2 separate regions of the Homo sapiens genome follow, and region 2 is linked to region 1. Evidence: chromatin loops called from intact Hi-C (ENCODE). Cell type or tissue: CD4-positive, alpha-beta T cell. All regions are shown on one strand. Links, peaks and the distances in the headings refer to the core of each region. The heading gives the core; the rest is flanking DNA. Region 1 overlaps USP44 (ubiquitin specific peptidase 44). Region 2 has its middle 49 kb from the start of TMCC3.

Region 1 (2,921 bases), core at 254-2,753:
ATACATAGGGTGTTTTTAGTGTTCCGTAACTAGGTCTCCACCCAAACCCTGAAATTTGTCTTTGATTTGTATTAAATCAATGAAAAAAGTGTTTGTGATCACGGCTTTTTAAATAAGATTTCTGTTCATTACATGTAAATAACTTACAGCAGAAGTGTTCCTGACTTTAACTGATAAAGGAACAAGTTCTGTGTCAAAAATCACATAAGCTTTTTTAAAAAAATAAGCTTATAATTTCAGATAGGTTTAGGCCTGCTAGAATGTAATAAAAGCTTATTGCCACCCACTTCATATTCTTCCTTTTTTTCTCTTTATTTCCTTGTATGTTTCTGAGAATATTCAAATACAAAAGCACATTCTCCTCTTCTGTCTTTCTCTTTCCCTAAAGCCAACTGTCAAGTCTGTTCGGCCTCAGAGTATGTTATAGAGCCATGAATTAAAGGTAATTATTGATTTACCAAATGGAAAAAAATAAGTTTAATGGTAATATGATTTATTTAAATAGGGTAATAAGATTCGTTCACTATAGATACAATTAAAACTACCATTTACCATGTGTCAGATAAATATTATCTCTCAGTTCTTCAACAACTCAATTGAAGTTGGTATGATTTTCCCTCTTTTACAGATGGTTTAGAGAAGTTAAAACATTTGCTCAAAATCATACATTTAACAGTGTGTGGCAAAGGTACAATTCAAACCTATGTTTTTCTGCCTTAAAACTCACCTTTTCATCTTTGATTATGTTTTATTAACTCCACATAAGGCTCATAATGTTTATAAATATTAGTGAGATATATTTGGGTCTTGCCAACCCCTGTCATTAAGAAAAGGGGCCAGGCACAGTGGTTCACGCCTGTAATCCCAGCACTTTGGGAGGCCAAGGCGGGTAGATGACCCGAGCTCAGGAGTTCAAGACCAGCCTGGGCAACATGACGAAACCTTGTCTCTAGTAAAAATACGAAAAACAGATTAGCTGAATGTGGTGGTGCACTCCTATAATCCCAGCTACCCGGGAGGCTGAGGCACAGCAATCACGTGAGCCCAGGAGGCAGGGGTTGCAGTGAGCTGAGATCGCACCACTGCACTCCAGCCTGGGCCACAGAGCAAGACTCTGTCTCAAAAAAAAAAAAAAAAGGGAATGCAGTTTTGGAAACTGCCCTCAGACTACTGGGTAAAAAAGGATAGATCTTAAGCTATTTCAGTGGAAAGTGATTACTACCCATTTTTCACCACTAGATGGTGGCAGAAAGTTAAAAACAAAAGCTAAAGGCGCCTCATTAGAGAAAGTGAAGTGTCTGTGCTTTCAGAGCAAGGTGGATGTGAGGTTAGGGAAGTTTAGAGAAAGGGAAATGGGAGAACTGCCAATGGTATTATGATAAGCAGCCTAGAAATTGGGAGCAGAGGACACAAATCTTTATTATTCTTGGGAAAAAATATGAAAAATATTAGCATCTTGTTATTAACACTTGACATTGTTCTGTTTAGTTTTCAGATGCTTCAAGTGTTGTGAACAGAGACTTGTTTGGATTATGCATTTCTCAGCTAGACTAAATAAATGCTAGCAATGGATACGTGCAAACATGTTGGGCAGCTGCAGCTTGCTCAAGACCATTCCAGCCTCAACCCTCAGAAATGGCACTGTGTGGACTGCAACACGACCGAGTCCATTTGGGCTTGCCTTAGCTGCTCCCATGTTGCCTGTGGAAGATATATTGAAGAGCATGCACTCAAGCACTTTCAAGAAAGCAGTCATCCTGTTGCATTGGAGGTGAATGAGATGTACGTTTTTTGTTACCTTTGTGATGATTATGTTCTGAATGATAACACAACTGGAGACCTGAAGTTACTACGACGTACATTAAGTGCCATCAAAAGTCAAAATTATCACTGCACAACTCGTAGTGGGAGGTTTTTACGGTCCATGGGTACAGGTGATGATTCTTATTTCTTACATGACGGTGCCCAATCTCTGCTTCAAAGTGAAGATCAACTGTATACTGCTCTTTGGCACAGGAGAAGGATACTAATGGGTAAAATCTTTCGAACATGGTTTGAACAATCACCCATTGGAAGAAAAAAGCAAGAAGAACCATTTCAGGAAAAAATAGTAGTAAAAAGAGAAGTAAAGAAAAGACGGCAGGAATTGGAGTATCAAGTTAAAGCAGAATTGGAAAGTATGCCTCCAAGAAAGAGTTTACGTTTACAAGGGCTCGCTCAGTCGACCATAATAGAAATAGTTTCTGTTCAGGTGCCAGCACAAACGCCAGCATCACCAGCAAAAGATAAAGTACTCTCTACCTCAGAAAATGAAATATCTCAAAAAGTCAGTGACTCCTCAGTTAAACGAAGGCCAATAGTAACTCCTGGTGTAACAGGATTGAGAAATTTGGGAAATACTTGCTATATGAATTCTGTTCTTCAGGTGTTGAGTCATTTACTTATTTTTCGACAATGTTTTTTAAAGCTTGATCTGAACCAATGGCTGGCTATGACTGCTAGCGAGAAGACAAGATCTTGTAAGCATCCACCAGTCACAGATACAGTAGTATATCAAATGAATGAATGTCAGGAAAAAGATACAGGTTTTGTTTGCTCCAGACAATCAAGTCTGTCATCAGGACTAAGTGGTGGAGCATCAAAAGGTAGAAAGATGGAACTTATTCAGCCAAAGGAGCCAACTTCACAGTACATTTCTCTTTGTCATGAATTGCATACTTTGTTCCAAGTCATGTGGTCTGGAAAGTGGGCGTTGGTCTCACCATTTGCTATGCTACACTCAGTGTGGAGACTCATTCCTGCCTTTCGTGGTTACGCCCAACAAGACGCTCAGGAATTTCTTTGTGAACTTTTAGATAAAATACAACGTGAATTAGAGACAACTGGTACCAGTTTACCAGCTCTTATCCCCACTTCTCAAA
Region 2 (2,921 bases), core at 125-2,624, 830 kb after region 1:
TATTTTTAGTAGAGATGGGGCTTCACATGTTGGCCAGTCTGGTCTCAAACTCCTGACCTCAGGTGATCCACCTGTCTCAGCCTCGCAGAGTGCCAGGATTACAGGTGTGAGTGAGCCATAGCTCCTGGCCTTGGCCTGTGCTCTTGACCACTGTGTCTTCCTTCTTGTCAAGAGAGTTGGTCCAACCATGAGAGACTCTAATTCTACTCTTGGCTTCTCTTTGCCACTTCGATATCCAAACCATGAGTTTCAGAGATTCATTTATATTGTTTCTTTTATGTGCTGTGGTAGATTCAAGGTGGCCATGAATTATTTGCAACTCCTTTCACTGAGATGTGGGATCTTATTATCCCCTGCTTGACTTTGGGCTGGTCTTAACAATTTGCTTAACTGGTAGAATGCGGTGGAGATGACATTGCTTGACTTATGAGGTAGACTGTAAGAAGATTTGTAGCATCTGCCTTGGTTTCTTTGAACACTGACTCTTAGAATCCAGTTGCCAAGCTGCAAGAAGCCCATAGAGAGGCCCACATGGAAAGGAAATGTGGACACTGGCTGACAGCCCAGCTTAGCTGCCATCCTACAGCCAGCAGCAACTTGCCAACCATATGAGAGAGCCATCTTGGAAGTGGATCCCCTGCCTCAATTGAATGACCCCAGTTAATGCCCCATAGAGCAGAGATGAGCTGTTCCCGCTGAGCACTGCCCTAATTGCAGATTTCATGAGAAAAATAAATGACTAGTATTGTCTTAGGCCACCAATTTTTGGGATGGCATATTATATAGCAGTAACTGGAACACCAGCCAATTTGGTTAACTAATATACGTTAGAATCATATGTGAGATCAAAAAATGTTTTGCTTTCTTTAATATTAGTGCTATCATAGAAAGTTTCTTCTAGCAAAAACTTAACTCTTAATTAAGCCATTCCTGAAAATTATTCCAGGAATAATTTTCGCATGCTAAAGATGTTTTTTTCTCTATCCTCACTAAACCAAATACCAAAGACCACCTACAGTAGTACATATTTACTGACTAAATTGAAACTTTCTAGGAAAAAACACATTTGTTAGTAGAATATCAACAAAGTGCCATCAAAATAATTGTAGGAAGTAAGCCAATGTAAAATCAGTTTATCTATGAATCTGTGAGTTGCTAGGAATTAGGTATGAAAACTATACAGTCTAAAGCTAGTTCTTCACATTAGCTAAATGAGCAGAAGACTAACATCTCACATTTTTGGTTGGGACTCCCCACTTACCCAAGACATTTGCTTGGCAAATATTTTCCCAACCAAACTGCACAGTCACCCAGGGTGTGTTCTACCACACCGGACCAGCCAAGTTGGAGAGTGACTGATTACCAGGGTCATGTGTTTACTGCAAAGGGAAGTCACAGGGTTATAGCTCCCATTTCTTATGAGCCCTTTGCAGTCTGTACTCTCTGTGCTGTTTCCCCAGCAAGATAAGTGAGGTAGGGAAGAGATGCTTTTGAATGCATGGCTGGTCATGAAATGCCTGTAAGAAACTTGATAGGGATATGGGTGATATTGACATACATATTAGAAAGTTGATTGTTCTGTGAAAACCTGAAGAATGATGGCCACTGCTCTAGTCTGAATGTTTGTGTGCCTCCACTCCCAGTCATTATGTTGAAACTTAATCCCCAGTGCAATGGTATTAGGAGGTGGGACCTTTGGGAGGTGATTAGGTCAAGAGGGTAGAGTCCTCATGAGTGGGATTAGGCTGAGGGAGCTTGTTTGCCCCTTCCACCACATGAGGAAGCAACAAGAAGGCTCCATCTATGAGGAAGCAGGTCCTACCAGACACTGAGTCTGCCAATGCCTTGATCTTGAACTTCCCAGCCTCTAGAACTGTGAGAAATAAATTTCAGTCGTGTAGAATCCATGGCATTTTTTTATAGCAGCCTGATTGGAGTATGATAGCCACAGTAAATAGTTAAATGAAAAAAAAACCGGTTGACAAACGGGAGGTGTTATATTACACAACTTGTTTGATGTATAGATGGATGAATAAGAGATGGTGAGTTAGGGCTGGGCACAGTGGCTCACACCTGTAATCCCAGCACTTTGCAAGGCCAAGACGTGCGGATCACCTGAGGTCAGAAGTTCGAGACCAGACTGGACAACATGATGAAACCCCGTCTCCACTAAAAATGTAAAAAAGTTAGCCGAGTGTGGTGGTGCAGGCCTGTAATCCCAGGTACTTGGGAGGCTGAGGCAGGAGAATTGCTTGAACCTGGGAGGCAGAGGTTGCAGTGAGCTGAGATCATGCCACTGCACTCCAGTCTAGGCAACAGAGCGAGACTCTGTCTCAAAAAGAAAAAAAAGAGATGGTGAGTTGGAAAGAGAAGTGTTTTTTAGCAAGGCCAAAGAATCTATTCTTTTAGATCGGGGGTGCTACTCAACTCTGCAGCTCTGGCTTGAAAGTAGCCACAGATTTTATATATAAAGGGATGGACGTGGCCATGTGCCACCAAAATTTCATGGACATTGAACATTGAATTTCATATAATTTTCACATGTCACAAAATATTATTCCTGTCTTCAGTCATTTAAAAGTATAAAAACAATCCTAAGCTCACAGGCGGTATAAAAATAGGTGCAGACTGGCTTTGGCCACAGGCCATAGTCTGCTGACGCCTGTTGTCATTTGGGTTGGGGAGAAGTTGTTTGCTTGCTTTCACTCTCTACTGTTTAAATTTTTGTATTTTTGGAACTTTTTAGAACAATTATTACTTTTTTCCAGGCTGGAGTGCAGTGGCATGATTGTAGCTCACTTCAGCCTCAAACTCCTGGTTTCAAGTGATCCTCCCACCTTAGCCTCCCAAGTAGCTGGGACTTACAGGCATGCACCACCAGATCTGGCTAATTTTTAAAATTTTTTTCTTTAATAGATATG

Evidence for each region. A loop is a pair of places that touch in the nucleus more often than their neighbours do. Peaks named below come from ENCODE experiments on the same cell type or tissue, not always from the same donor. Only the 100,000 strongest peaks of a DNase experiment are listed, where the experiment ranks them.
Region 2: it touches region 1 in a loop (2.6-fold over the local background); 1 of 110 quality-filtered maps calls a loop at or near these places.

The regions. Positions count from the first base shown.
Region 1 is chr12:95,532,894-95,535,814 of GRCh38, reverse strand. USP44 (ubiquitin specific peptidase 44) reads left to right here. Exons shown (of 6, transcript NM_032147.5): 2 at 1,489-2,921. The coding sequence starts at 1,559. Among named protein-coding and RNA genes, the nearest start is that of USP44, 17 kb to the left of the region's middle. In CD4-positive, alpha-beta T cell, for the core only: CTCF peaks have their summits at 1,019 and 1,219 (motif pointing right); a DNase peak (open chromatin) is centred at 1,254.
Region 2 is chr12:94,698,474-94,701,394 of GRCh38, reverse strand. No RefSeq gene overlaps it. Among named protein-coding and RNA genes, the nearest start is that of TMCC3, 49 kb to the right of the region's middle. In CD4-positive, alpha-beta T cell, for the core only: no CTCF peak of the experiment used is centred there; a DNase peak (open chromatin) is centred at 1,344.